4 separate regions of the Homo sapiens genome follow, and regions 1, 2 and 3 are each linked to region 4. The links are chromatin loops, found by intact Hi-C in ENCODE. Cell type or tissue: endothelial cell of umbilical vein. All regions are shown on one strand. Region 1 overlaps UNC5C (unc-5 netrin receptor C). Region 2 overlaps UNC5C (unc-5 netrin receptor C). Region 3 overlaps UNC5C (unc-5 netrin receptor C). Region 4 overlaps UNC5C (unc-5 netrin receptor C).

Evidence for each region. Peaks named below come from ENCODE experiments on the same cell type or tissue, not always from the same donor. Only the 100,000 strongest peaks of a DNase experiment are listed, where the experiment ranks them.
Region 1: a loop joins it to region 4, with 2.2 times the contacts of the local background. A loop is called at or near these places in 2 of 110 quality-filtered maps.
Region 2: it touches region 4 in a loop (2.5-fold over the local background); 2 of 110 quality-filtered maps call a loop at or near these places.
Region 3: it touches region 4 in a loop (5-fold over the local background); 5 of 110 quality-filtered maps call a loop at or near these places.

The regions. Positions count from the first base shown.
Region 1 is chr4:95,285,531-95,293,530 of GRCh38, forward strand. The region is part of intron 3 of UNC5C (unc-5 netrin receptor C); the gene reads right to left. Among named protein-coding and RNA genes, the nearest start is that of UNC5C, 260 kb to the right of the region's middle. In endothelial cell of umbilical vein, no CTCF peak of the experiment used is centred here; DNase peaks (open chromatin) are centred at 3,931 and 7,661; H3K27ac peaks cover 2,431 bases.
Region 2 is chr4:95,262,421-95,270,420 of GRCh38, forward strand. The region is part of intron 4 of UNC5C (unc-5 netrin receptor C); the gene reads right to left. Among named protein-coding and RNA genes, the nearest start is that of UNC5C, 280 kb to the right of the region's middle. In endothelial cell of umbilical vein, no CTCF peak of the experiment used is centred here; DNase peaks (open chromatin) are centred at 4,881 and 6,601; H3K27ac peaks cover 2,841 bases.
Region 3 is chr4:95,161,779-95,169,778 of GRCh38, forward strand. UNC5C (unc-5 netrin receptor C) reads right to left here. Exons shown (of 16, transcript NM_003728.4): 16 at 726-7,621. The coding sequence ends at 7,456. Among named protein-coding and RNA genes, the nearest start is that of UNC5C, 380 kb to the right of the region's middle. In endothelial cell of umbilical vein, a CTCF peak has its summit at 4,338 (motif pointing right); a DNase peak (open chromatin) is centred at 4,363.
Region 4 is chr4:95,358,376-95,366,375 of GRCh38, forward strand. The region is part of intron 1 of UNC5C (unc-5 netrin receptor C); the gene reads right to left. Among named protein-coding and RNA genes, the nearest start is that of UNC5C, 190 kb to the right of the region's middle. In endothelial cell of umbilical vein, a CTCF peak has its summit at 4,620 (motif pointing right); a DNase peak (open chromatin) is centred at 5,166; H3K27ac peaks cover 305 bases.

The sequences.
Region 1 (8,000 bases), 73 kb before region 4:
CTCATCTGCATAAATTTTGTACACATAATTCTCACACACACTTTGGCCATAAGGTCCATAAACTATAGTATCTAATATTCCTTATTGTTCTTATGGAATTTCAGGTTTATTGCTGTTTTTCAAACTGAGTGTTATGACCCTTGAGAGGGTTACAACATCTATTCAGTGGATTAAAACCCAGCATTAAAAAGTGTGAAACTGAATGAACAGAAGTTATCAAGATATACATAGTCTTATAGATGTGTTTGTGTATATACACTCATATGTTTCTGTGTGTAAGGATGCGGGTATGTGTCTAGTGGATCATGATATCAACCTATTTTTTATTGTAAGTCAAAAAGGTCTGAAAACCACTGGGTAGGCTAACACTGTGGCTGAGAACAAGGTTTTGGCATACAAAACCCTGGGTTTAGGTCCTGACCCTACCACTTGACTATCCATTTGACCTTAAGCACATTGCTTAACCTCTTCCTGCCTTAGTTTCATCAGCTTATAAATGGGTATAATTTCACAGGGTTATATAGGAAAGGTCACCTATAAAATTCTAAGCACATGCCTAGCATATAGTAAGTGCCCAAAAGATAATAATCCCCCACTCTACTTTTTCCCCGAAGTATTAATAAATTTTATTAGGCTATACATCTACTGTTATCACTACTAATCAAAATAAACATAACCAAGTGAGACAAAGCAATTGGGAGGGCTAATAATTGAAGGTGATGTTTCATAAAGAGATATGCAGGTATTACCCTGCTGTGCTTGATTAAACTGCAGATTCCACACTCAGGTTGGGCCCTGGGAATCTACAGTTTTAACAAACTCCACAGGTGTGTTTTCTGCATAACACTAAAATCTGAGAAGCACTGGTTGATGAATTGATTCGTTGATTATGGAACACCAAGTTACGCATGGCACTGTGGGCACTGTAGGAGGCTGTGGGGAGCCATGCAGATCTGCTTCTGCACGGTGGCTCTAAATGCCTGCTTTACTGGGTCCGTGTTGGTGTGTCCACAGAGTCCCAGAGCTCACTTTTGTACCAGCTGATGGCTGACATTGTCTAGCACAGGACTTGAGTTTCATATGTCTCCAGGGGCCATTCAGGTAACAAATGGGAGAAAGCTAGGCATAAGATTTTTTTTCTTGAAACATGACACCTACCTGGGTTGTCTTTTGTTTCTAACTTTTAATGGAGATGTGGGTACAAAACCAATCAATCAGCTTCCTCTTTACTCTCGTTACTTAGCTCCGGCTGCATGGTGCCAATAGGAATGCAGGCTCAATGGGCCACAGACCCCAAATCTGATGACTAACAGAAGTTGGTAATATGGAGTTTTATGAGATTTTTTTTTCTAACTGTATATGTTGTCAGCTACTTAAAACTTTATCAAAATACTTGTGTGGGCCAACATTTTGAGGACTAAACCAAAAAAGTGGGATGCCATATTGCACCTGTGGACTGCTACTTTGAGACCAATGGTCCAGATAGTTCAATGCTGAAAGTGTCAAGTTACCTTAATGTTTCTTGTGGCCTCTCTCTCACCTCAAGAGAAAATCCCCAGAGCCTTTTGCTTCTGACTGTCAGACACTTAACCAAGAAAGCCAACAAGAGATGTTGGTGAGTAAAGCTGTTTTTGTTAGTAGGATTGCATACATAACATTTCATAAATTCATATTTTATAATTATTCACTTATACTCCTTTACCTACTTTCAGAAGGAATGTTAGGCCATAAATGTGGGCACTTCAGAAGATTAGCTGACATTTTTAATAAATGTAAACCAATAGCACCTGAGTTAGGAAAAGAAAAAGCTTCTTGATGGCTGAAAAGACACTTTGCAGTCATTTCTGTAATTCTTGATGATTACTTAGAATAAAAATGTCTCTACATTCTTTTCGGAACCAATGTTGTCATTTCTACAATTGCTTTGAAGAAAAACCTGAAGCTCTTTCAGGTATAGCAGGAAACAGTTAAGAGTGGTTATGATCTGAATTATTGTTCTTTAGAGTAGGAATGGCAAATATTTGGAACCACTACATTCCCTTCCAGCTCGTGTGTCTATACCTAACTGACCACGATATTCTTTTCTCCAGAGTCTGGATTTAGCTTCAGGATCTGCTCCAACACAGGACTCTGGGAGGCCACAGCGGAGCAGGGATTAACAGGCAAGATGCAATGAATCTGCATCCTCAGCCTAGAGTTCACTGCACAGAAACTCCTGATATGCAATGTGCCTGCACAGTTATGGCCATGTTTTTATCCGATATCATGTCACTGCTTAGTTTTACTTCAAAAAACAAACTTAATCCCAGCCTTGAATGCTACATATTAAAATTTAAAAAATACTTTGAGATCAAATAAATCTTGGTGCTTGGTGCTGGGTATATAGCAGTGCCTTAGTAAATGCTGAGTTAAATTCAGTTCCCAAAATAATCTGGCAATTCCCTTTACTGAAGGCCTGGAAACAATTTCCCTTATGATATATAACTATAAAATGTCTTACAAGTCACATAGTCCAACCCCCTCACTTTACAGATTATTTATTTATTTATTTATTTATTTATTTATTTTTTGAGAGGGAGTCTCGCTCTGTCACCCAGGCTGGAGTGCAGTGGCGCGACCTCTGCTCACTGAAAACTCTGCCTCCTGGTTTCACACCATTCTCCTGCCTCAGCCTCCCGAGTAGCTGGGACTACAGGCACCCGCCACCATGCCTGGCTAATTTTTTTGTATTTTTAGTAGAGACGGGGTTTCACCGTGCCAGCCAGGATGGTCTTGATCTCCTGACCTTGTGATCCGCCTGCCTCAGCCTCCCAAACTGCTGGGATTACAGGCGTGAGCCACCGTGCCCAGCACTTTACAGATTATATAACTAGAACTGTGAGAGGCTAACTCACTCATTCAAGCTCACCAGCTATTTAGAAGTGGATTACTCCATGATGTGAATTTGCTGGAAAATGGATGCCGCGTAGCAGCTGTATTTGTTTCCAGTGGAAATTTCCACAAACTTCCTGGCTTAAAACAACAGAAATATATTCACTTGTAGTTCTAAAGGCCAAATAATTGAAATCAGTTTCACTGAGCCATAATCAAAGGGACAGCAGGATTATGCGCTCCCTCTGGAGTTTCTTAGGGAGAGACCATGACTTGCCTCTCCCAGATTCCAGTGGCTGATGGCATTCCTTGGCTTGTGGCTACATCCCTCTAATCTCTACCTCTGTGGTTACACTGCATTCTCTTCTTCAATCTGTGTCAATCTCCCTTTGTCTTTCTCTTACAAGGCATTTGTGATGACCTTTAAAGCCCACCTGGGCAATGTCAGAAAATCTCTCCATCTCAAGATTCTTAACCAAATCTGCAAAGATCCTTTTTCCACATAAGGTTAATATTTACAAATTCCAGAGATTAGGACCTGATGCCTTTGGGGGTCATTATCTATCCTGCTGTGGTGGTTACAAGCATGGAGCCTGGATCTGCTCTGCCATAGTTTAATCCTAGTTCTGTACTTACTGAGGTTGCTATGTTTTCATTTCTTCATCCATAAAATGAAGATAATTCTATTACATATTGTATAGGATTACTGTGATGATTTTAAAAGGTAATATAAATAGCACACTTAGGACAGTGCAGTTACATAAAGAGTCCTCTGTCAATGTACTCATTTACATACCCACTTCCTCCAGCCCCTAAATCAGCATTGCTGTCAAGTGTTCACAGAGTTGATGGTTGTACTGATATTTATTTCTTTAAATTTTACTAAGAAGCCAAACTCCAAATATCAGAAATAAGCTTCTTGCTTCCCAAATTGAACTGGTCTTGACAAAAAGGCCCTCGATCTGTGGAAATTCTGTACTTAGAAGAGCTTCATGTTGTTATCTGCTGCTGGCCAGCTTACTCACTTTCTGACCTAGGCCTGACCCTGCATTAAGCAAATACAGCTGCTGTACTATGATTCACATTTTCATATTTTCAGGTGCTTTTCAGTTAATTCTTTTTACACACTCACTGAACAATGGTGTTGAACACATTCTAATATTTTTTTAAAAAAAGCTGTTTTAATATATTTTCAAAGTGCTCCTCTAGCAAATGATTTCATGGTCACTCAAAGTAATAATACTGTGTTCTTAAAGGGAAAAAAATGTATCTTTCTTCCAATAATGATGGAAAGTGCTAATTATGTTGTCATAGCAGACTAGAATTTATGCTTAAATCACCAAATCTGGCTGTTAACAGGAAATAACTGCTGTGAACCAAACAGTGAAGCATATTTTGGAAGAACTAGATTGGCCTTCAGAGCTTTGGGCATTTATTAAAAGTGAAAAATGCCTGACTTAATGCCATAGAGCCCTGAAATGTTAGCTATGGTTTTCTTTTCCAGGAATAGAGTATCTGATTTTTGCTGGAATTTTTAAAAATAAAGAAAAATATTATTATGCTAAGCAACTCTTATTGTGGTTTGTAAATATAAAGGTTATAGAATATTTTAAAAATTGAAGCTCGGTGCAGTGGCTCATACCTATAATCCCAGAACTTTGAGAGGCCAAGATTGGGGATCGCTTGAGGCCAGGGAGTTTGGAATCAACCTGAGCAACAAAGTGAGAACCCCCATCTCTACAAAAAATAGAAAAACTAGCAGAGTATGGTAGTAGGTATCTGTAGTCCCAGATACTAGGGAGGCTGAGGTGGGAGGATCGCTTGAGCCCAAGAAAGTTAAGGGTGCAGTGAACTATGCTCATGCCACTGCAGTCCAGTTTGGATGACAAGCAAGACCCTGTCTCTGAAAAAACAAATTAAAGAAATAAAAAGTTTGGTGGTGTTTTTTTTTTTTTAACTTATCTTTCCTTCTCAAATATTGTAAACAATAAAACAAACAAAAATCAACTATATGCAGTTCCCTCTATAGTTTGAAAAGTCAAGAATGGTTGTATGTTTTTTGCAACTGTGTGCAATGAACTGGACTGCAAAGAGAAAAGTTTGTTTAAAATTCAGATTCAGTGTTTCCTAAACAGGTGACATGGGCAAGTTAGCTAATATTTCCATGATTCTGTTTTGTTATTTACAAAATGAAGATAACAGAACTTACTTCATAGGATGTCGTATGAAGATTATGATAGTTAACATGAACAAGGGTCTTATAACAGAGTTAGGCATACAGTAAGCATATAATAAATGTTGGCTACTAGGACAGAGACTAAAGAAGAAAGAATAAGGACAATCGACTTTGATTTTTTTCCTGTTGTTTTATAACCGCATTTTGCTTTTGTAAGGGGTAAAGTTTTCGTTCTCTCTTAGGAATTTACCACAAACACTTTCATAATATCATAACTCATAACCAGGAAGAGCGGTTAGAATGATCTGCAGCAAGTCAGCAGAAAGGTAAGCTTGGTAATTTCTTCAGTCGTGCCAAGCCCTGGCTATCACTTACTGCACTGAGATCATTTAAATGAGAGAAATTCCAGGGAACAAAGACTCTTTAGAAGGGAGGACAATTTCAGCCATTCTTCGTTATTTCTTGACTTTTGGGCATTTATAGGACAAACACATTTGTATTCAGATAGTCTTGTTAAAGAGTTTTTTAAAAAAATAAATATTTCAGCTAGCACTCCAAATGACATCCACTACAGAAAAGAGGAAGAAAAAAAATCCATACAAGCCACTCTTTTATATTCAAAATGCATCTTTAGTTTCAGAAAAAAAATGATTATATGTCATCACAGTATTTTTTAAGGTATGTCTTAGGGATAAATAATAAGAAATATGCCAACTTTATGGATGAGGAAACTGACATACCAAAAAGCTAAGGCTCTTTTCTCAGAGTACAAAAAAAAGAATGCAATGATTGCAGACAAGCTGTTTTCTTGCAAATAAGCATTTTAGCCATAAACTTCACTTTTCATACAGCATAAAACATACTTTAATAACACATTTTTGTCCAGTGTGTTACCAGCCCTGCCTATAACATACGTATAGATGATTTCCCCCAAAATATGACTTATGAGACTGTGTTCTATGAATTCGTTGTCTACCTCTCAGAATAAATATGAGCTATAAATGCCTAAGAATTTGTGGGGCATCCATGAAACTTGGGAACTTCTGACCATCTACAAAAGCAAATATGTTTGAAAAAATATAGACTGACACAATCAGGTATACATTATAATATTTAATCTTGAAATAGGAATAACCTGATAATACAACTGTCAAGATTTATATAAAACAAGAGTATTAATTAATTTATTGTTTAAATATTTTTCCCTTATCTAAAAATGTCTAAAGTATATATTTAATCTTATCCAATTCAAAATATGGCCTCTGTTACTTATAATTGGATTAATGTGGGCTTTAATGGTTGTTATACAAGGTATCATACTACAACTCAGAAATGTACCTTAGTAAAAATGCCATTTATTCTGGTGTACAGGGGAGCCTGCTGAATCCTGCCAGTACATTTGGTGTTAGGCTACTAGAACTGTTTATAGTATGACCTTCATCTTTCAGGATGCTTGTTTAAAGAAATGCATTATTTTTGTTAAATTGTATAATTAATTTTGTTTTATGCCAAGTAGAGTAGACAGGTAGAAAATAAAAAAGTAACACATAAGGCCACAAATCAGGACTTCTGTACATGTGAACCAATATAATAATTCATGAGATTACATATATATATACACATATATATACATATATATACACACACACACACACACACATATATATATATATATATATATATATATATAAATTTTTTTTGTTTTTTTTTGAGATGGAGTCTTGCTCTGTCACCCAGGCTGGAGTGCAGTAGTGCGATCTCAGCTCACCGCAAGCTCTGCCTCCCAGGTTCACGCCATTCTCCTGCTTCAGCCTCCCGGAGATTACATATATATTTAACTGGAGATACTTAAATACAGAAATGTCAATTCATTCATTCCTTTATGATATTTCTTGAGTCCCTACATTGTGACAGGAATCACCCTAGGCGTTTTGAATTAATCAGTGAAAAAACCAAACCCAAATCTTTGCCTATGTGGACCTTACTTTCTAAGGGGGTGAGGGGGTACAGAATACAAACCATTAACTAATAAATAAGTAAATGTATGATGGTTTAGAAGGTGAGAAGTGCTATGCAGAAACGTAATAAGTACAAGAGTGTAGAGGCAATTACGTCCAGCTACCTGATGTTCTTGAATTCCTTGGGGAAAAAAAGTATTTTTATTAAATGAACAAATGATTCACATTGAATAGTATCTTCACTTTTCCCCATCATGTACTTTCAATTTAATTCAATTTTATTTCATTTTTTTATGTTTTAATTTATTTATCAGCAGCCACAGGCAAGGGACGTCTTCTAGGCACTGGAGACAACAAGGAAGAAAAGAAAGTCTCTGTCCTTGTGAAGCTTACATTCTGGTATGGCAGATGGTTAACTCAAAAGAAAACAAATAATGATGAAGAAAAATGTTATGGAGAACAATAAAGCAGGATTAGGATTAGGCAAGTGACAGGGTTGAGGCCCGGATAGACAGACCCCTCTATAGGAGTGACATCTCAGTATAAATCTGAATGAAAGAAGAAAGTAAGCCAGTTTTAGACTTGGGGTAAGAATGTTTCAAGTGAGAAGAAACAGTTCTTGCAAGCAGCCTATATGTGGAATGAATCTATTGCATTCTGGAAACAAGGAAATGGATGTGGTTAGAGCAGACAAAGCAATAAGAAGAGAGGCAGGAAGCCAAGGTCTGTTTATGTTTCTGTATTATAAATAATAGTGAGCTTTTTTTTTTTTTTTTTTTTTTTTTTTGAGACAGGATCTCACTGTCACCCAGGCTGGAGTACAGTGGTGTGATCATGGCTCACTGCAGCCTTGACCTCCTGAGCTCAAGGGATCCTCCTGCCTCAGCCTTCTGGGCTGACAGTAGTATCCCAGCTGGGATCACAGGTGCACACCACCACACTTGGTTAATTTTTTTTGGCTTTTATTAGAGACAAGGTCTTGCTATGTTGCCCAG
Region 2 (8,000 bases), 96 kb before region 4:
TCATTATAAATGACAGATAGAAATGTAATTGATTTCATCCTGTTTCATTTCAGCAGTAGCATTCAAACTAGGCTAAATGAGCTACCTAGACAGGCGAGCAGGGATGAAAACCTCATTTCTCCTATTAAAAGCTGTATTTCCAATAAAAATTCAGTCTTTATGCCAAGTAATTATTTATCAAAACTTGTAGTACATTTGGGTTTTTTAAAAAAAATTAACAATTTGATCCCTATGGTCAAAGGAGATAAAGTTTATACGCAAATTTTTATTACAGAGAAATATGATGACCAATGGAAATTTTTATGCCTAAAATTTATTCTATTAGAGTAAAAACCTATGGGGGAAATGGCATAGAAATATAAGTTAAAATAGAAAAAGGAATACTGTAAGTTTCCCTATTTTTTTTTTTTTTGAGATGGAGTTTCACTCTGTCGCCCAGGCTGGAGTGCAATGGCGTGATCTTGGCCCACCGCAACCTCTGCTTCCCGGGTTCAAGCAATTCTCCTGCCTCAGCCTCCCAAGTAGCTGGGATTACAGGCATGTGCCATCATGCCTGGCTAATTTTGTATTTTTAGTAGAGACGGGGGTTCCTCCATGTTGGTCAGGCTGGTCTCGAACTCCTGACCTCAGTTGATCCACCTGCCTCGGCCTCCCAAAGTGCTGGGATTACAGGTGTGAGCCATTGTGCCTGGCAAGTTTTCCTACTATTAAAGAAGAGTTTGTTCTTACATTTTCTTAATCGGTAATGTTGAGTAAGACATCATTATGGTGTCTGCATTCCATTGGATAACTTTAAGTCAACAATTCTTTTTAAAGATGTCAAATGTTTATAATATACACAGACATGGCATCTTTTCCCACTATTTAATTTTTTTGATAATATTTTTTAGATACCAACATAAAATGTGCAAGGAGATATGTATTTTTTAAGTCTTTTAGGGATATGCTAGCAAAAATTTTAAAGAGCACTTCACAAAGGCATGAGAGGATAGTGGTTCTGTTACCAAGCAAGAAATTCTACCAGGGGAGAATGAGGAAGGCTGAGAACTGGGAAGACTAAAGAACAGGGTAATAGGAGTGGGAGTTGGAGGTCAGTGAATGGAACTCTCCAAATATGTCTCCTGGATGCCTCTGCAGTTGTGTTTATGCTGCACTTTCACAGAAGCCCAGTGAGATTTTGCCAAAAGACACTCAAGTCTCAAGGCCAAAAGCCTAGAGATAGGACCCAGCTGTGCCATTCACTGAGTCTATGCTCTTCAGCAAGTCACATAAAATCACTCAACCTTATTTTTCTACTTCTACAACAAGAAAAGTAATATCTGTCCTAACTTCCTCATAAGGTTCTTGTGAGGTTTGAAAAGGATACTATATGTCAAAGCACTTTTGATGACTTCTGTATAACTCTGAGCTGGTGTTATGGTGATTTCTTCACATAGTAAATAATTTATTCTACAACATGTCCTTATTACTTTAAATAACTTACAAACTAAGATAAAAGTTTAGTAAACAGGGAAGAATGATATCTAGCATAAAATAAGAGATACTTAAAAATATTTTCAATGGATACATTTTCCATTAAATTCTGTCCTAAAGACACCATCTATTTATACATTTCCAGATGCTAGAACTCACAGTGTTCAGCATAACTGAACACTGTGGTTTGTTTCTTTCTCAGGCAATATGCTCTGGGGTGAGGATGCTGAGCAACAGTGTGATATAATTCTGTAAGGAACAATCTTCACATTGTGAGTCTTTATTCAACAATCAATGAAAGACCAACAAAAATAGGGTCATCCTACTTCAGCTGAAACGTGTTAGCAACTAGGAAAAAGGAGAAAGTTTATTCAGAAGACATGAACTTGAAGGTTTACATGCCACTCTGAAGACCATGCCCAATTGAAATCTTGCACTCAGAAATTCACTCACTGGTAACTTTCTAATATTTGTCCTCGTAGGCTTGTTGAGACCCTGGGTCACCAACAAAGTACTCAATATTTTTGTAATTTTCCTTAATCTGAGCAGATGGCATATGTCTGTTTCAACAAACTGAATAGTCCAAAAGATATCAACTCCCCCAATGCTCTTTCTTTGAGTCTCAAGTAATACAGAAACATGCCTGCATCTCTTCTAACCTAAAAACAAACCAACAACAAAATTAAGCCTGACACACCCACCCTCCCCAGCTATGCTTCAGACTTCTCTTTCCCTTAGTGGCTAAACTCCTTGAAAGAGTGAAATATTCCCAATCCCTCTCTATGCACCTGCTCATTCACTCTTCCATTTAGCCATGTCTGGATTCCTGATCCCCACTCTACTCAAACTTCACTTTCAAAGGTGATCAGTGGCCTTTCTCGTTGCTAAATCCAAAGGCATCTTCTCTTCTCTATGGCAAACAGCTCCACTGTCCCTCTGAAAAGCCTCCCTCTGCTGTCTTTCCTGCCACTTGATTATCTGTTCTTTTGCAAACCTCTTTCACTGGTCCTTTTATAACATCCAGCATTTTCATATAGTCCTTCTCAAGGATCTCCCTCTCTCTCATTTTCTCCTCCTTCTACTTTATATCATGGTCCTTTGTCCTGCATCAGAATCACCTGGGGAGCGCTTAAGCCATCCTGATGCCTGGGGCCCCACCTTCAATGGTTCTTATTTAATTGGGCAGACAAAGGGCCCAAGAATCAGTGTAAAAACTCCTCAGGTGACCTCAATGTGCAGCCAGGTTTGAGAATGAGATATGCACTGGTTGAGTGACTTTATTCACTCTCAAGGCTGACAACTCACAAATCGTTATCTTCAGTCCCAACTTTTCTTAAGCTCTATTCATACTTCCAATTACTTTTTAGATAATTCCATCTGGATGCTCAACAAATACAAAAAAAACATAATAAGTGCTGAATATGATGTGATCGATTCACACTGCAATAGGTGTGAATCCATCACAATATCTCCTCACATTGGCCTTCTCTCTATAAACTTTGTCCTCCAGTCTTATTCTTCTTCAATAATAAAATCATTAATGGATGCTGGAGTTGAATTTCTCTTTTCCATTCAAAAATTTCTAAAAATTTTCATTATTTATGAAGTGTGTATAAATAATAACACACAACACAATGAAATGTGCTTTCTCTACTTTTAGAAAATTGATGAGATGGATGTGACACTTTTTAAATGAATGACTTCTCCCCAAATACATATTTGCCTGGGGTTTATCTGATTAGCTTATGAAAATTATCAAATGAGATCACACAGACAATTTGTGTCATTATAATGAACCAAATTTTGAAAACATACAGTCAAAAAAACTTTTTTTTGTTATAAGGAAAACAGTGCTTTGGAGTCAGGCAGAGTTGGCTTTGAATCCCAGCCCTCCCACTAATTGAGCTTGCAGCCTTGCGCAGGCTATAAGCTCCCAGAATCATAATCTTCACCTGTACAAATGGAGGGTGCATCCCTCCTGGGGTTGTAGGGGGATTTAAATGAGATACGAAAAGAAAGCACCTGGAATTAGGAGACAGTCAATAAGTGTAATTTAATTGCCTCTTCCCTAGAACTAACTTGACCCTACACAAAGCTATACCTACCTAAATGTATTTTAAACAATGATGATTCAGTGCCTCTTAGTGTCTCTATTAAGAAGTACATGTACATATCTTCAAATTCATAATACCAAATTAATAATATCTTCCAAAAAAACACCTGAAAGAAATCTGACTTTCAATTTACCACTGCACAGGACTATAGGTAGTGGTTTATGAGTCTTCATACATAAAACACTCCCAGTGAGGAAAGTGTCGTCTTATTTACAGCCTCAATCCCTGCTAGTGTATGTACAGAAGAGATGTCATATCTCTAGCCTTTCTACATGGGGACCAATTCCAGCTCTTGCAGTAGAAGGAGAAAGTGTTTAGAAATCCCTCCAACAGTGAGGTCATTCAATTCTACTGACGCCTTCAGTCTGGTACAGTGTTCTCAAAATACTAACATGATTTTATTAACGAATATGAATGATTCCTAATTTGATTACAATTTTTAGGACTAGAGCATATTGACAGTATATGGTATGTTCCCAGAAAAGGTGTATAAAACTGCCATCCCTACTTGTGTGCAGTGTGATTTAAGGAGCAACTTTTTATAGCTCCTAGACTCATGGTTTTATAGTTTCGCTGTTACTGCTATTTTATAATAGTCAGAACCATTGGCTGCCTAAGTCCTGTCAGGGAAAGAGAAGTTTTGTAGCAAAACAAGGAGATCATTTTTCAATGGCTCAGGCTTCCATAATTTCTTTTGAGTAGCAACTCCAGCATTCAGCAACCCTCACATTTCAAAAATGCTCTGTTACCTCTTTCCTAAATACTTTATTCTTCAGTTTAAATTTTTATTTATTTACAGTATCAGCAAAGACAGAGAAATATGGATTAAATTTTCCAGTGGATTATCCATTTATAGCTGGTCACTAAATATGGGATAAGTTATAATCCAGTTTTATCTTGACTTTCCGTAGTCATTTTCTCACTTCCATTCACTCCCCTCTCATCTTTATTATTAAACATGATAAAAATGAAGCTACCAAAGACAGATTCCAATGTTCTTGTATTTAGAGTGTATATAATGGGACCCCATTTAGATAAGACAGTTATTTTCCAAACAATACTTATTTCCAATAATTTTTCTCATGGTTTGCTATCAAAAGTTTTAGAATTATAACTATGCTCATGTTTTACTATTAAAAAACAGAAGACAAATATCTGGGGCAAAGTGATATAATTTTAAAAAAGGACAACTATGGCCTCTCCCTCAGTGCTGCATTCTTCACAATGCCCTGGGCAGAAGGAATGTGTCCCAGGGTGATTCATATATTTGGGGGTTTCCTGGAATGTCTGACACTAGGAGTAGTAATCATAGCTATTTTCCAATATATTTAATGTATTTTCTGAGTTGTTCCTTTTTAAAATAAGCAAATTAGTGTCACAGTAAGAAAAAAATTTATAATCTGACATTCAAGTCTTATTTTCTGTTTCTAACAAGAGGGAGAATATATTTGTAATCACAATAATATAGACATTATGATAAGAAAGGATGATGTTGCACCTTTAGATGATACAAATACATAGCTGAATATCATTAAGCATTTAGGAATGTGAGCCATAGTCGGCAGAAGGTATAGACTTTTAATTCCAAATGAAACAAAAAGCTTTATCTTCTGATACACTTTGACTATCTTCAAGAAGACTAATGTGTTGATTTTATAAGTGTCTTCCTTATACTTTTAGAATCAATACAAGCAGGCACTGCTTATATTATGAAATAATTGGACTATAACCCCATCTCTTTCTAAAGCCTTGCCAAGTATGGGATGCAAATGCCAGTAAATAACAATACAAAAAAAAAATCATTTTTTCCCCATCAATCAGAATGCTCCAAAGTTCATATATCATGGAAACATATAAGTAGAAATTATAACAAATTATAATCTGATTCTGATTTACATGTTTATAACACCTTCAATATGATCCTGTAGGCTGAATTTTGTGATTTTTTTTTTTTTTTTTTGAGACGGAGTTCTGCTCTGTAACCCAGGCTGGAGTGCAGTGGCGCGATCTCGGCTCACTGCAAGCTCCGCCTCCCAGGTTCACGCCATTCTTCTGCCTCAGCCTCCGGAGTAGCTGGGACTACAGGCGCCCGCCACCGCGCCCGGTTAATTTTTTGCATTTTTTTTAGTAGAGACGGGGTTTCACCGTGGTCTCGATCTCCTGACCTCGTGATCCACCCGCTCGGCCTCCCAAGGTGCTGGGATTACAGGCGTGAGCCACCGCGCCCGGCCTGTGATTTCTTTTAGTGTAACCTTTTACATAAAGTTGACTTTTTAAGGGTTTCAAATACCTAAGAACTTGTTTATTTCTTTAGTTCAGGATAAATAAACAACATCCCTGCATTTTACCAAAAGGGCAATGTAATGTTTTGTTGTTGTTAAAAAGGAAGGAAAGACCAATTAAATTCTTTGCAGAGATACTTCAGAGATAGGTGGACTTTGGTCAGGACCATGCTAACAATGAGAGGTTCTCAGCTCCAAAAACCACTTTTGGCATCCTTTGCCCTTCTGATACACAAACTTGTTAACCCTATGATTGGTTAAGGAATTGTCTAATCATATATGTCAATAATAGAGAGCAAAACATCTTGCAGTTTTCTTATTATACTCTCCTGTGAAAGACAGATGTGTTGTGTCTAATTATTCACTGATTGGTATCGGGAGAAACGTTAACATAATTGGCACATTTGTTCTAATTAACAGAGGGAAACTGCCACATGCCACCCAACATGAAAAGTGAGTCCAGCAAGCATTAGCTAGAAAACTCCACGTCTATCAGAAAGGTTACTCTGTTAAACTCATACTGAGGCCCATCAAGTCAGAGCACAGGTTGAAAATGATATAGCAGAGTTGAGAACTGTGTGCACACCTAAAAGAATGGAGATTTAGCCTAGAATCCTTGTCTATAGGTACATTAATCAAACAAATGGGAAAAGCAATTATGGGGCTATTATCAAATGTACACTCAGCCAAGCCAAGCTTCTCCAAGGAGCATTAGCTAGTAGCTGGGAATCTGCCAAGTTTTACTGACTGGTTTGGAAGTGACAAATCTGACGTTTTTGTGTATTTGTTTGTTTTAACTTTGTCCTTTACACCAGAGCTTTTCAAACTGCATTTTAGAATCACATGGAGAGCTTTAAAAAATCTCGATAACCTGGCTATATATCATGTCTATTAAATCAGAATCTCTGGGTGGGATATAAGCATTGGTAGATTCTAACAATTCCCAGGTGATTCCACTGTGCCTCCACTTCTGAGAACCAGTACTGCAGAGTGGTTTTGTTTGTTTGTTTGTTTTCTGAGACAGGGTCTTGCTCTGTTACCCCAGCTGGAGTGCAGTGGTGTGATGACGGCTCACTGCAGCTGTGGCTTCGACCTCCCAGGCTCGAGTGATCCTGCCACCTCAGTTCCTGGAGTAGCACACACCGCCATGCCTGGCTAATTTTTATTTTTTTATTTTTTGTAGAGTTGGGGTTCTCTTACATTGCCCAGGCTGGTCTTGAACTCCTAGGCTCGAGTGATCCTACTGCCTTGGCCTCCCAAACTGCTGAGATTACAGTTATGAGCCACTGTGCCTGGTGAAGACTGGTTTGATGATCTTGCTAAGATTTTCATTAAGAGTTCTGGGTCTGAGATTCTAAGCTCCTAGATCGTGTTGATGTAGATAATCTATGTACCACAGTTAGAATAGCAAGGCCTTGACAATTTTTTTTTTTTTTAAATGAGACCGAGTTTCACTCTTGTTGCCCAGGCTGGAGTACAATGGTGCAATCTCAGCTCACTGCAACCTCTGCCTCCTGGGTTCAAGTGATTCTCCTGCCTCAGCCTCCCAAGTAGCTAGGATTACAGGCATGCACCACCACGCCCGGCTAATTTTGTATTTTTTTTAGTAGAGATGAGATTTCACCATGTTGGTCAGGCTGGTCTCAAACTTTTGATCTCAGGTGATCCACCTGCCTCAGGCTCCCAAAGTGCTGGGATTACAGGTGTGAGCCCCCGTACCTGGCCAAAGCCTTGACAATTCTAAAAGACATTGATAGCTAATACTCTTCTGTAGACTTTCACAGGTAGGTTTGGCTCTAATTGCTCCGGAGTTTGAAGTCCTACTATTATTTTCTTATTTCTCCCACTGGTGAAAGGTATCTCACCTTCCCTTGTAGGTGCTTTAAACAATCAAAAAAGTTCTCTACTGTGGATAATTATGCTGGATGTTCTCTCTTGCTAAAAACCAGAGGCTACTTTGTAGATTTTTGCTTCTCAGTTTTGGAAAAAAACAAGTATCCATTCACTTCTGTGTTGACCACTGTGAAATATACTTTGCACCTTTCAGTAGGTTTGTGCAAGTCTGGGTATTTTTGTGCTTTAAAAAAAATGTTGGTCTTTAAGCAAGCTGAAATTATATCTTTAGACAATG
Region 3 (8,000 bases), 200 kb before region 4:
TTTTAAGTCACTTTCTTCCAGCCCATGGCATGGACCAGCTTCTCAGTGCTGGGCAATTGCTTACACCCTTCAGCCACGGAGGCTGAGGGGAGGGGTGGGGGCAGGTGGCAGTCCATCTAAGGAAGTGTCTCCAGGTCGTTCTCTCATGGAGGACAGGGCTGTCTTTGATTCTAGTCTTCAGCCTCACAGCTGCTTCGCACCTCACAGCTGGAGCCCTTGGCTTGCTCGCCCTAAGGCAGTGGCCAGCAGTCCTGTACCAAGCTGAACTCCTCTGCTGGTAGTTGCTTACCTTTCATTTCCTACCTATTAGTATAGTTGTTTGCAAGCTTCATTTAAAATCAGATCTCTGGGGGCAGGGCTTGACACTCTATTTAGAAGCTCCCGCCCCAGAGAATTCTGCAGAAGTTCTAAGACATTGGTTCTCACCCTTAACCGCTCATTAGTACCACCCGGGAGCTTTTAACACCCAAGACCCAGGCTACCCCCAGACCACTTCCATCAGAATCTCTGGAGGTGTGACCCTGGCGTTAGTTCTTAAGGCCTCTCTGGTGATTCCAGTGTGCAGCTGATTTTTTAGTAGCACCATGCTAAAACCTCATCCTGTGCCTGCAGGAGGTTGTGATCACCATCCACGCAGGACCCAAAGCCTTTCTGTCCCACCGAAGAAACACGTGGCAGCTCTGAACACGCAAGAGAACCTTGTTATTAAGTGAAGGAGGCAGCACTTTGTTGCTTATAAATATAATTTATTACCTGTTTAAAAATTCTTTCTTACATTTTGTACATGTTGGCTGACAGAATAAATGCAGGCAATTTACAAACCAAGGGGACTGCAGGGAAAATCAGGATTGGCAGCCAGGGAGAGAAAAGAGGCACACCCGGAGCTGGTATCCCTCACCTCCACCACTCAGCAAGGCGCCGGACAGATATCCGGAGGGCACTCTGCCTCTGCCGGGGGGTTTTTTTAGAAAAGGAATTGCATAGAAGATACAGCAAGAGGGAACTCCACAACAACAAAAGTGTTCCATATCGGAAAAGCCAAGGTTGTCATGTTTTGTTTAAAAAAGAAAAACGACAAAGCACAAAACCTCAATCCGACCTTTCTGCAGTTGAACTGTTCCAAAGGGGACAGTAGGTGGATGACACTGCCTCTTCAACACGACTGCTGGGGATTTTTCTCTGACAAACATTGGTGTCTTCTTTACAAAGAGCAAAGAGGAAGGTCACCAACTTGCTTCAGCTCAACATTAAACTCAACACATATAACACCATGACATCACACACACACAGTGATGTTCCCTGCAACTGGGCTCGATGCATTATGTCTGGAGGGCGAGGGCTGCGCTACCAATGGCAGATCTAGGAAAGCGTGAAGAAGAGAATGCAAATCACTTGTTCCACTGTTCTGACTGCTGTACTTTTTCTTGTCCATGGCCTGGAGGAGTAGACATCTGAGTTTTTACCCCTACATGTACAGATGCCATTTGTTACTTTCGGGATAGAAAAGGCAAAGGTATTTTACACCAGCTGTAGATTTCTTGCTCTTATATGTCACTCCGAACAGAGTTGTTTTAACATTGAGAACCTATGTAGCTCAGGTCCCCATTCTCTGATGCTGCCTCCATAGTGCTCAGGATCAGAGGCCAAAAGAGAGCCCATCAATCCTTAGGCTGCTGATCAGCAAAACCTGCCTACAATTCATCTTCTACACACCAGTACTGAGGGTTATTCCACCCCGGATCAGCGCCATCAGGTTCTACAGCTGGTCTGATAGTACTTAGTCCAGTAGACCTTTGGAACTTAAAAATGACACACAATTTAGACATATTTGTAAAAGACCCTTAAATGGTATGACTTGCAATTTATATTTTTGTTGAAGGACAAATCTGAAATGGTATGTTAAAAGGCTGGCATTCAGTAGCAAATACTATGGCAGGTGGGCAGCTGACTATATCTCAGGGTAGCTTCCTTGTTTCTACTCAGAAGCTAGTTGGGCCACAACTGTCACGACATTCTGCAGAGATTCCCAACCTGGGATTCCAGAAGATCTCTGGACAGGTCCCTTCAGTAGGCAAGCGTCTGAGTAGACAGCAGGCTGATGAAGAGCTGCTAATAATTGGTGGGCTTGCTGTGCCAGTACACTTGCGGAGTACCTGTTGGTTTGTCCTGCTGATGCCCCCCAACCATGCTAAATAGGTCTGAGGCACACATTACATTTGGTTGAATGAGCCCGTTAATATCCTACCACAGATGAATACAATGAGGTGACAGGAAAACCTAGGAACCATGACTTATGAAGACTGGCTGTTAAAGTAGCATTTATGAAAATGGGGTAAGCACAAGGCTGATAAAACTAAAGGATCTGGAAGCTCATGGCTAGACTTAGTCTGCAGAGAAAACCCACCCAGTTCTACACAAAGCCATCTCCCCACTTTTCAAAAATAGGTTTTTCACACTAGAATTCTGGAAATGACTTCATTTGGCTTTCCTGGCCTGTATGGATATGGGTTTACATAACATTGGTTACAATATATTTATTCCCCCTTATGCCTTATTCCATTAAAAAGAAATAATTAGAGATGCAAAGGAAATCTTCCAAAGTGATCATTACAGCCAGAGATTATACAAATAGATATCTTAGGGTAGAGAAACATTACTTCATTGCCCAGAGGCAAAGTTCTAAAGATTTCAGTCAATACTAGCTCAGCAAGGTTAAAGAATATATAAAAATAATACAAAAAGAAAAATAAAAGCCAAAGAGTAATAGTTGGTCCTATGAGGCACTCGAGAGGTAAAAAAATGTTTTGTTAACTTGAGATAATAAAATATTTTCCTTATTAGATCTATAAAATCTAATGCTTATCAACCATTATCTTGAGCAATGATGTACTGCTTCACAAAAGCTCTTCCATTCTCAAAGAAGATGGATAAAGTCCCATTTCATTTCAGCTGTGTTTCCATGGGACCCCTCTCATTCATTAGCCTTGGGCTTACACTGAGTTCTCCACATGAAACTGATGACTTGTCCAGAACAACTGCCCAGCAAAAGCTAAGACTCATTCAACTTGAAGGCTTGAAAACCCAACAAGTAAACCTTTTCTACCTTCTTTATGCTCTCTTGCAAGTCCTTATATAGGTTTATATTTTCCTGGCCCCATAGGGGCAGACCTTATAGAGGCAAAGACCTTTGAATTCTGGGGAGATGGTGATCACCTTATTAACTCCCTTCTGCATACGTGGATTACAGAGGAGTAAGCAGACCAAGAGCACAGCTGCTGTGATCCTGACAGAGACACACAGAAGGACACGAGACAAGAGCCTTGTTGCTCTTTGCCAGGAGAAGTGAAAAGTCTTGATTCCACCCTCAAAACGTTGACTTTTCAGATACCTTACTTGTAGGAAAAAATACCTTAAAAAAATTACTGGTCGCATAGTTTCAGGGTGTCCTGAACTCAGTCCCCACGACTTTTTTCTCCTGAAAATCGCTCTACTTTTTGATAGTTGAGAGACTTAAATCTATAAAATAGTATATATGAAAATGGCTAATGATTATGCAGTTTGATATTGAACACCTCACCCAAAAGTTGTCCAGTTCTTGAAGAGCCTAACTTGCTCACAGCAGGATGGGGGTTTTCTGCATAGCAGAGGTGACTGTTCATTTGGAAGATGCCGTTTGTGAAACAGCTGTTAGCTGTGAGAACCTTGGTGTTACACAGGTTTGTCATCACCATGCCAGTTATCAATTCTGAATCCAACTTCTATTCCTTCCAGATACATTAAGGAAACTTGAAAGAGTGTGATAAGAAGAAAATAAAAACAGGATGAAACCTCTGCCTTTGGATTCCCAAATTCAGCAGAAAAGAAGCTGCTTTCTTCCCTTTGATTAACAACCCCAATTTTCTCTTCCCTAGACATAGTATTCCATTCGCATATATAAGACTTATTTCTTTCTAAGCAGATACTTCTTACATTTCCAAAGATAAATATTAAGGAACTAAAAGGAGATTTAAAGTATACAAACCCCAATGAAAACCATAAGTGTTAAAAATGACAACTCTTCAAAGACTGTTTTATATAGATTTTACATAGTTCTGTTACAAGAAGCAACTGAAGATATGTTGTGTATGAATGAGTTGATGTACTGGGCTCACAGTGACCTAATATTGAGATGAGTGATGCAAATGAAAAAAAAGTGAGAATAAGAAAATTATAAATTTGAAGTGAAAATTTCCCTACATCTGTTTGTCATAAAGGTCCTTGAACTCTACAGGTTTTCATTCCCTTCGTCAAACACATTCTAGTGAATATTAAACTCAGGTTAGATTGTGTTGTACACCACTAGATGGCAGCATGCACAAATGATAGTTTTTTCTATCCAAATGAAACCAGCCAAACTGCCTCTCCAGCGGTGTAGAAAGAAGCAGGATGTATCACATAGAATGGTTGATGAAGTGGCTTCCTATGAAATGAACTGTTATATCTGGACCTTCTAAGTTTGAAAGCAATCTAACAGCTATTACTTTACTCCAAAGGAGAAGGAAATCAGAATTTGTAGTGAAAATTATTTGGTATAAATAGTGTATGTATGGAAGTTGTCATTCACTTAATAGGAAACATTAAGGGTTCTGACAGATGAGTACCTCACACACGAAATCAATCACTTTTCCCTTTTCTGGTGGTGGGAAGTTGAACCAAAAAAGCATCTGAAGTGAACCCCAAGGGTTCTCAGTGACTTCAGTAAGACAAACAATTCCTGTTTGTGTTCAATAGTTCTGTGTTGGTGACTTTTTAGTCAAAATAAGTTTTTAGTAACAGTTATGGAATTGATTCATGTTCATAGCTACATAGTTGCTCCCCTCTAGTTTTCACTAGGCATAGAAGTTTCTTTGACCATTCAGTTCAGATTCTAGTTCTTGATTTCCATAGATGATTCCACAACCCTGGTACTGATGCGTAATCTTGACAAGTTTATTTCAAAATGTAGGAATGGACAATAGCTCTCTTTCCTCCTCCTCCTTTTAAAAAATGTGTGTGTATAACTGCGTGTATATATATTTGATTTTTAATTTAGAATACAGTTTTACTCATTGCTACAAACATCCACTGAACTTGTTTATAGTGCAATCTCTCCCTTCCCCAGTCAGTGTACAAATATTTTAAATATGGAAATCCTAATGCAGGGGGTGGGCTGAGAGAGATTTTATAGAATATATGTATGTATGTCCAAAACAGAAGATACGGAATAAAAAGCATGAAAGAAAGAAGAGGTTCCATAGCAAGGTATCAGCAGTTCCTCAGGGATGAGGATGGCGGAGGCATCAAGGAATCTCAAGATGCTACCAAAATAGGAGCGGAAACATGGAAAGATGGAAGCACATGTATAATTCAAGTCTGTTCAGCAACTTGTGTGCCTCCAGCCTAAAAGTAAACCACAGTCATGTTCTAAAGGTTCCGATTCATACACATGTCTGCTTGTTCTTCAGTTTTGGTTTTGCTACTGGGCTTTGATTCTTTAATCCCCACCTGCTGAATGAATTGAGTCCTTGTGTTTGTTAAAGAGCTTGTGATGGTCCCAAGGAAACATAATAGTTGTTTACACAAAGTAGTGTGTTGACTAACAAACATTTTGCAGGACAAAAGTTTTTAAAGAGCTAACTAGACAGCTTTTATAAATGCTACTGAATATTATGACAGCAAAGAAAGATTAAGGGTGGGGGGGTGTAGCGTAGAAAAAAATGCACCAAGTTCCTACTGCCAGATAAACTTGTAGGAGTGGTCTAGATATCAAGATGCCAAGACAATAATAAAAAACAGAATTTGCAACCAGTCAGGAAGGCTGGGGGCAGGGGCATCCCAAGAGAGGCTAAGAAAATGATAATAAAGGGATGTCATCTCTCAGTGAACAGCATAATGCAATGATGCAGAGCGACTCAGGCCAAACAAACAACATCATAATGCTGGTTAGAATAATCATCTTCCTTGTCAGAACTACTTGAAAGGCGTAACATAGCCTGGGCAAAAGACCAGCTGATGATTTTTAAATGATGATCCAGGTCAGAGTCCATTGTGGTCTTCAGACTGATGAATGAGACTGGAGGCATCACGGTGGAAGTTGAGCATTTCAGAACTTGGAGATGATCTAATCCCACCCTTTCACTTTCTAGTGAGGACACTGAGGTCGTGTGGTTAAATGACTTTCTCAAGGTGGCGCAACAAGACAGTGACAGACCCACAATGAGAACTGGTTTCTTGATCTCCAGTTTAGAGTCCATTCCTCCAACCACACTGCCTCTAGAGTAGAGCACCATAGGGAGTCGACGTGGGGCCACACAACGGCAATATTAAGTGAACTTAATAGAGAACACGTCTCCTTAAGACTCCTCAGAGGAGAAAGAAAGACCCTGCCTGAGCAAGCTGAAGGAACAGACTGACAAAGCCATTCAGCATTTATCAATCACCTTTCTGGGGTGGAATAAGGGAAAGGTAAAAGGTCAAGGAAGTGATGCATGTTGAATTAAACTGATGACCACACCCACCTTGATAGGTGAAAAGGTGGGACAGGTCTAGTCAATAACCAAATACTAACAAACAGCACTGCTAACAAAAATAGAAATTTAAAAAAATCATTTTACCAGAATACCTGTAAATAATAATAATACCTTTAAAAAAAAACACTTCATATTGCATATTACAAACAAACACACATGTTGTGAAAAAAATGCTTGTTTGTGGGGTTGAACATGAATCACTGTCTTCCCTGCAGTGCTACAGCTTTATTCCCAAAGGGCACCAGAAGGGTCCCTCCAAGGAATAGGAGTCTTAGTTATTTCTTTTTTACACTTAGATTCTCCACTTCCCTGATACAAACAGTAACACTGGTTCTACAAGTTCTAGAAACAGAACACTGATGGGAGGATTATCTGAGACACTTGATGCACACGATTTGTAGCAAAAGTCTGTGATTTCTCTGTAAATTACTAATCTGAAATAGACACAACAAACCGTCCACAGCTTCAACTTCAAATGATTTGAACAAAAATAGAACGAGCCATGGACAGTGTCTGCATCCCTGTCCAATTTGATGTAAACAACATTTGTAGAAATTGGGTTTGTTAAGAAAGTTTATCCATATATCTGGATAGCAATAAAAAGCGTTTCCTAGGAAACTGTAAGATCCTGTACCACACAGCATACAGCCCAACTAAGAGGAAAATTAGGTTGATAGCTAAATTCAAGGTACAAATTTACACAATTTTTCTTAACTCCCGTGATGATGTCCGAGTAAAGTGGGCATGTACATGGGCAGTTGTATCTGTTTTCCTTCTGGCTCCTGCTGCAGTCTTGCCTGTGAAGTGCATTGGTCTCATCTGGATTTCCTCCTCAGCTGTGATTCACCTGGACGGCCACAGACTCCCTGTGCATTTTTGTCCTTCATTTCCCCTTCCAGCATGGTGGTTAATACTGCCCTTCTGCTGCTAAGGACACCACCGTTTCATGTCTTCCCATTTCTTCCAAGACAGCTGCCAGCATGCTCAGGTTTCCATCTGGGAAGTTCTGTGCTTCCCAAAGATCCAGGATTACGCCAGTTGGGCTGGATTTGGTGGCAAAGTAATTCAAGTACCTGTAATTGGGAAAGAGAAAATGTGCTCAACAGTGTGACTTACATATCTATTTTTCCTCAGCTAAACCTTTCTGTCTCTCTACTTGTCTTTAAGTTTCCTGGTCCCATTGTGGCTGACAGTGAGCCATCCTAAATAACTAGCCCATGCTTAATTAGATCAGCCCCAGACAGGGGATGTGATGTTTAACTTTGTGAACCTCAGCTCTGAGTGAGATAATTTAAGAGACAAGATGTCTATGGGTCATATTCTAAACAGGAAATCAAGAGACTTATGTTTTCTTTCTAGTCCAGGCTTGGATGATCTTTGACAGGTCATGCCACATGTTATGTTTGGTAGTGACGGTGACACTCCACAAAGTAGACGCTCCAGAGGTCTCTT
Region 4 (8,000 bases):
TTCATCCTTTTTGATGGAGCAAATGACATTCTTCCAAAATTTATTATTTTGAAGGATAATATACCCAATATACTGAAGAAGATGGTAAGGGTATGAGTCACCTCTAGCAATGAACAGTGCTGGTTAATATTTCACATTTTTACCTCTCCTGCCCTTAGAAATCACAATACTTGACACCAGGTCACAAAATTATTAAAACTTCAAGTGGCTACACTTCCTTCTCCACGTGAGTCCTCACTTCTCCTTAACATTTTACTCTGGCAATCCCTTCAGGCTTCTGGCCTTTTCTCCCTCCCTTTGACCCTCATAACTAATTAAATCTGGACAAGTCTTTGGTGAAAATAGTTTCCTTTAAAGTTATTCATTCAAAGTTCCCCTTAAGGCATTCTTTGTCACTTTAGCCCAGCCTGCAATCTTTACATGAAGTTGAAAGAAGTGAGCTATTTTTATAAGATAAAAAAATCTTGCAAGACCTAAATCTACTTTAGGGCCACAGATAAAGACTAGATTTTGAAATATGACAAATGTTTCCACAGCCATGAAACTGTTATTCTGTAGAAGTCTGCAGATAAATAAAAAGTTCCAAGGACTCTGGCTATGCTTAAAGGCAGTTAAAGTTTTAAGATTTCATGTTGTATTTGGAGGTAGTTATATTTGAGGTCTGTAATTAAATTCTACATCAAAAGTAAAAGATTAACCAACCAGTATAGTTGAAGTCATGCCCAATAAGTTTGTTTTGGAAATCATATTGGATTTAAGAATTAAGTAGCTAGTATCCATTTATCAGAAGACAAAAGTGAAGATTGAATGATATAAGAAATTAAGTCTGGGGCTATGCCATGGCTTAAGTATTTTCACTGTTGAGATAAAATAAAAACTTGCCAAGTTGCCAATTACTTTAGACCTACTTCTACATTGTACAAATAAACAGAAAATAATGTTTTATTTGTTTACAAATTTAAGAATCAGGCATGTAACTTCTTTTGTTGGCCAAAGGTGTTCAGCTCTAGGGCAAAAAAAATTGGATGAGATTTAACGACAAGCTTCAGCATCATTTGTTAAACTAGAGAAGTGTTTTCTCAGTTTAATAATTGCTACCTATACTGTTTCTAAAAAAAAAAAAGGTGAGAGAAGTTTTCTTTATGAAGCCATTTTTCTACATTATTTAATAATATTACCTTCTCATTTTTCAGCTACCCTCTGGGACGCAACTTTTTAAAGCTCCCTGTGTTTTTCCTAGATGAAAACTTGGGTTTTGAAACTTTGAGTGTGTCCCAAGACTATCCATCTGTTTAATAGAAGAGCTAGGAAAGGAATCTAGGTACCTCTGGCTTGGTAAGCCTGACTGCTGTAAACATGACACTGCCTCCCAAAATGTGAAAGCTTGGTTTTGAAAATAATTCTCTAACAGTATTATGGTTAGTAACAATATTGAAAAAAATATTTTAAAGAATAACAAATACTTAAGAAGCACTTACAATATGCCAGGTATCCTACTAAGGACTTGGATATTTTCCCTCATTTAATTCTCACAATAGCACCGTGGGTAATATCATTACTGCCATTCTGAAGATTAAAAAACAGGCACAGAGAAGTCCATTAACTTGCCCAATGTTTATAAAGCTAGTAAGTAGCAAACATTCCCTTTTTGCTTGACAAATACTCAATACATAGACTTAGAGAACCATCTGATGAATAATAAACTCTGTGGAGTTTCCCAAGGAGATACCAACATCTATTTATTAGTTATAGGTCTAAACGAGAAATATACAGATGTTACCTTTTCAACAATACGTTTATACATGCTATATATACTGGTCTCTTCAGAGATTACAATGACATGTTCTTATTATTCTTTCATTTGCATTACTTTCTAATTTATTTAACCAATATATTTATAAAAATGTTTTAAAAGTTATCTGTGAATTTAAAATTACTGGTAATCTGTAAGTTAAAGGAAAAAGACTTAGCAAATCATTGTCCACAATATGAAGAGGAGCAGTAAGACACGAATGGCACAGGATATGTATAACCAGTTGGAGAATTGTTAACTGCTCCACAGAGTAAGAGATTAGCACTGTTAAAAGTATTGTGAAATAAATAAACAAACAGAAAATTTGCAAAAAACATACAGGGAAAGGATTCCAAGTTAAGTAGTGCAATACAACTGTAATGTTTAGCCACCTTTCACTGTTCCTTATGAGCCAGAAATCTTAAATTGCATTTTATCCATTGATAGTGTGCTTCTTCAGAATATCTACAATACAAAACAATGATTATGAGCTAATGTAAGCTGAAACAGACGAGAGTGATTTGTGGAAAGATGGAAGCACCAAAGATCTAACTCTGGCCTCTTGTGTTTCAGGAGGTGGATTTCTTTGAACGGTATCCATTTCCTTTCTCCAAGGCCTCTGTTTTATTAAACCTCCAAAAAAGAAATTAGAATTGGCCATCTTTGGAAATATAAAGGAGGCAAATGATTTGTGAAAGAAAGTAATTACAAGGTTTTCTCATGTTAAGGAGGCATTTTAATAGAAACGTACTCATGTCTAGAAAATATAGGTCTGTGAGTATATGCGGTTATTTTTTAGGAAGGCATCCTTTCTGTCTTCCACTTCAGTAAACTCAGAAAGTAAAAACACGTTCTGTGACTGCAGCTAGTTCATTGACATTTCCAGCATATCATTTTCCCAAAGTTTGAGAGAGCAATGGATTGATTTCAGGGTTCACAGTGGGGCAGGATAAGACAGCACGGATCACATGTCTTTCGGAAACAATATAAATTCATAGAGCTATTTCAAGGTTTCATGAAGATGTGATAAAGTACTGGATTTGGTTACACATTTCCTCCTGCAGGGACTATTTTATCCACTCTTCTTAGATAAGTCAGGCTGATTTGTTGTTTTCATACTCTGTTTTTCTTCAAATCTACTTAAATAAGCAGGTTGATTTCAGGGCAGTCCCTTTAACTCTCTCTTCTTCTGCATGCGTTCAACTCAAGTTCTTGTGAAATCATTATCCTTTTCATACCTTCAAGATGAACTGCCACAAAAAGTGAATTAAAAAGCAAACAAAACTAAGTTAAAATAAAATGTGATCACCAAGGATGTGCTGCTCTGTGCAGATGTGGACATGGAATCATGCAGCATTTATGAAAGTGTCTCCTGTGAGTGTGGGCTGCAGATCGAATGTCTGTGACTCTCTAAAACACACAGTCCTTCAGGCCAAAGTGCCACTTCACTCTCACCAAAACTAGAACCACATCCAAATCAAAGCAAACAAAACAAACATTTCAGTAGTCAAGAGTGCAGAGAAATAAGACAGCCATTTGCATTGGATTGTTTTTTGTTGAAATCACTGCCAGTAATTCCGAAAAAGCTTCTACCTACTTGTATGATCTGTCAAAAAAATCAAACTGCCTTTTTTCACAGATTAGGAAATCAAGCTGAATCATACTGAACCAAAGGCTCAAAAAATAGTCTTATGATTCTAATGATCAATCAACCCATTCACTCCTTCTTGTTCTTCAGTGTTCTCAGAGCACCATGCTACGTGACGTATATATATAAAAAACAGATTATCTATTATCTATTATATATATATATATCTTACTTCTAATCACTTACAAACTGAAACAGCCCAACAATTAATGAAAGATAAGGTAAAAAACACACTGGACTCAGTGTCAGAAGACTTACATTGTCAAGTCACATGTCTTCTCTGAGCCCTAGTTTCAACACCTGTTAAATGAGGAATGATGTCAGGAAAACATCTTGTTTTTCCTTTTTCTATCATCTATTTCTTCTTGTTTTGAAAAAGAAACCTCTTCCACCCTCTTAGGCCACGTGGTTCGGTTTCCCACTCGCTTCCCCTCCTGCCCATCGGAGCGTTCCAATCCTCTGACCACAATTATTGGTTCAGGATGAGCACATGACCCAAGGCAGTGTAATTACAATGAAATCTGGGATTTTGCTGTGATGGGGAGAAAATGATTGCTGAAAGACTGGCTGTTAGTATGACGCTGTTCATGGCCATCTTGATGTGGGATGGAAACAGCGAGGTTGCATGGAGCAACACAAAGAAAGGCACAGCTGAGAGATGGAGCAAGAATGTGGTCAGGTCATCATTTAGAGCAATGGATTTGACTGTGATGGAGCCAGATGGGTCTAATTCTGGGATTTTCTGTTACATGAACCAATAAATGTGTTTTTTATCTTTTTGACTTAAACCTGCTTGATTTGGGCTTCTTTCACTTGCACCCGCAGGATTCCTCACTGTTATATCATGTGACAACTGAGCTGACATACCAATATGAATGGTATTTTTGGAAAGTTCTTACTTGTTAAAACACAAAAGCTAAAATCCTTGGCTTTGAAAAATATATTTGCACTTTTATTTCATTCATTGAATAACTTTAAATGAAAACCCCTTCTCTATGCCATAGGCACTCTAGGGCCTGGGAATATGAAGATCAAGAAAATGAAACAAGTTATAAAGGAGTTTATAGGCAAGTGGAAATACAAATGTGTTAAATAATAATAGGATACCATGGAAAAGGTAAAAAGTGTAGACTACAAAATGCAGGGATATCATATTACACAGCTCTAGGGGGCGCCGTTCATATTGTAGTTTATGTAAACATCACCCCCTGGAGTTACACACACTCAGAAACCCTAGCTACACCTCTGCCAGCTGGTGGACTGGGCCATGGACACACTTGCACCAGCAAGTGTTTTCAATCACCATAACGGTTCTTCTTGGCTGTTTCATTTTTTAATGAGCTGATTATTGCTCACTATATCTGAGTTTTTAGGGGGAGTCTCTGGCAGACAGCTGCACCACCGGCTTACCATTACACAAACCAGACACAAATCTCACTGATCTCACTTGGCTGTGCTATCATTTGTTAGTGATCATTTGGCAGAGGCACCACTAAATCAAGAGTCTGCAAACAAAATGTCGCATCCCAGGATTACAGAGGTCTTCGGGCAGTGGGAGATTCATTGAACATCAGATTAAGTTTTTGGCAAAACAAGTGGAGATTTTATGACTCAGAGATCGTTTACAACAGCATACTTTCACATTGTTGCCTCAGTGATAATACTTCATTTTAAGTGGCAAAATCAAACTATAAGTAAATTAGTAGCCAAATTAAAGCAACAGCTGTGTGTTTTGATAGTGATTAATTGCACTCTATAAAAGAGGCTTTGCTTGTCTCTTGTCAGTCACAAAAGAGAGTGAAAGAATGTTCTTTGATATAATGCCCCTTCTGAAACAGTGCCAAGTTAGTTCATTGTTTAGCTACAAAACAAAAAAGAAACAAAAACAAAAAACCTCTGAGAGTTTCATGCAGATGCCGCTTTTCACTGGTGAAATAACAGCTACAGTACCCCTTGACACCTTGGAGAGCCACCCTGAGGCCTCACTCCAGGAGTCAAATTTAGACCTAATCACCTCTTTCCTTGCACAGCAAGGTAGCATCAGCCCTAGGCTTGGGGCAATTGGCCTACCATACGTAGATGCTGAATCTCACACTTCTGGGGGAAGCAATTGAAAACCTCATTTGAACTATACTGGGCAAAGTGTTTGGATAAAGTGTGGGGGTGACATATTGATATACTTTTACATCTGTGTTTACCAACATATTAAGATGTGCCACTTGACTGCATGTTCAAAATGACCCATCTCAATGACTCCTGGTCCCACTTTCTGCTGCCACTCTCAACCATGCCGTGAAACTTTCTGGAGCACTTCCTGGACTGCATTTCAAAAATACCAAAGGTCTGAAGGCTGACAGGTTTGACTGTAGCTGAGCTGGCAAAATACAACACTGCTTTCCTGGCACAGAACATGTGACTCCACCAACAACTGCACAAGCTACATCATTGTGTCTGGAGATACTGAAAAGGAAACCTCTTTTTGATACACCAAAATGCTGCTAAAATGTTGATGTTAGGAGGTGTGGATGCTTTCAAGAACTATATCCCATTATTGATATGGGGACAATTTGACACAGCATTCAATATTTGGTGGAGGTAGTTTCAAGTAAATCTGTAAAGCATTTCACTTTATCTTCAAAATGACTGATATTTTATCCTATTGACACTATGATTGCTTTTGCAGCTTTGATTTAGCTGCTAAGTCTTAGAACCAAATGTGTGGCACCCTGTAAAATGTATATGTAATTTTACCTGCTGGTTTTACGGAGAAGGCAGGGGAGCTCAGTGACCCAGAGCCCAGGCTCAAAGGCCGGGTGACAGATTTCAAATGAGTGCCTTTTTAACTCTGTGACTTGGAATATGTACCTTAATTTCTTTTTCATCCTAAGATATTTCTAAGGTTATTGTGAGGATTACATGAGTAAGTACATCAAAAGTGTCTACAGCAGTGCTTAGTATTGATGCCACACTGAACAACCACTTCATCGTCATCAAATCATTATCATCATTGCCTTATTTTTCTGCCCTACTAACTTTCTCAAGGATTTATCTTATTCATTGCAGTTTATGTATTTTTGTAAGCACTGTCAAATTCTTTATCAAGAAAGGACACCATAAGCAAAACAAAACAATGTAACTAATATAGATATATTTATATTTAAGTATATATTTATTTACATGTAAAAAATAAATATTTAGGTCGGGTGCAGTGGCTCACACCTGTAATCCCAGCACTTTGGGAGTCCGAGAAAGGCGGATCACCTGAGGTCAAGAGTTCGAGACTACCCTGGCCAACATGGTGAAACCCTGTCTCTACTAAAAATACAAGAAATTAACTGGGCATGGTGGCATGTCCATGTAGTCCCAGCTACTCAGGAGGCTGAGGCAAGAGAATCTCTTGAACCTGGGAGGTGGAGGTTGCAGTGAGCTGAGATTGTGCCACTGCACTCCAGCCTGGGCAACAGAACAAGAATCTGTCTCAAAAAAAAAAAAAAAAGAAAAGAAATAAAGAAAATACAATACAACATAATACAATAAAAAATTATATAACATTTAAAAATATATAATACAAAAATTTAATATAATATATATTTTATTTTCTATATTTTTCATATAAATAATGTAAAAATATAACAATATATAATGTAAAAGATAAATATATATTTTCAAAATTAAAATATATCACTAAAAGTACTACTCCATTTTGCTATTACAATAATACCCTTACTGAAAATTTTATAATTCTGTTTAAATATTATATTTCATAATGTTATTTCTAATGGCTCAAACCTATTTTAAAATATTCTTTTCAATGCTCAAATGTGTCAAAGTGCCAATTGATCTTTATCTTTTCAAATGCAGATCAATTTCTAACATACATAGAGTTAAAATGAGACATGTTCTAAATATCAATGCACATGAAAAATCACTGAGAATAAACAACATTAAAGTAAGTACAATAGCAAGACCCAGTTGTCTGGGATGACTGATGATTTCTAGAGATCTGAGCTCAGGCACTCATCTACCAGGTGTTATTTTCCTTTTTATCTAGGGTTTAGCTGCTATGTAAAAAGTGATGTGATTTTTTCCCCCAGGATTTCTCTGCTCTAAAGAATTTTCTGAGAAGTTTTTTTTTTTTAAATCAAAATTATAAGCTGTAATATGCTATGTTTTCTTCCATTTGAAGAGAAATTAAATTTGGTTCAGTGGAATATCCTACAGCAAAGTACTGCCAACCCACTATCTGGTCCTGTCACAAAGGGCCTGGAGTTACCTACTTTTCAAAAGAGAAAGGTACAATTTTATGATGTTTTAGGAAGTGAAGTCGAGGTAAGCATTATTTTGTATTAATAAAATACATGTGATGGGCTGAGTGCACTGGTGTGCACCTGTAGTCCCAGCTACTCAGGAGTCTGAGGTGGGAGAATCACTTTAGCCCAGCAGTTCAAGACAAGCCTGGGCAATGTAGTGAGACCTCCATCTCAAAAATAAAATAAAGTAAATAAAATAAAATATGTGATCCTGAAAACACTGATCAACTTACAAATTATATTTCATCCA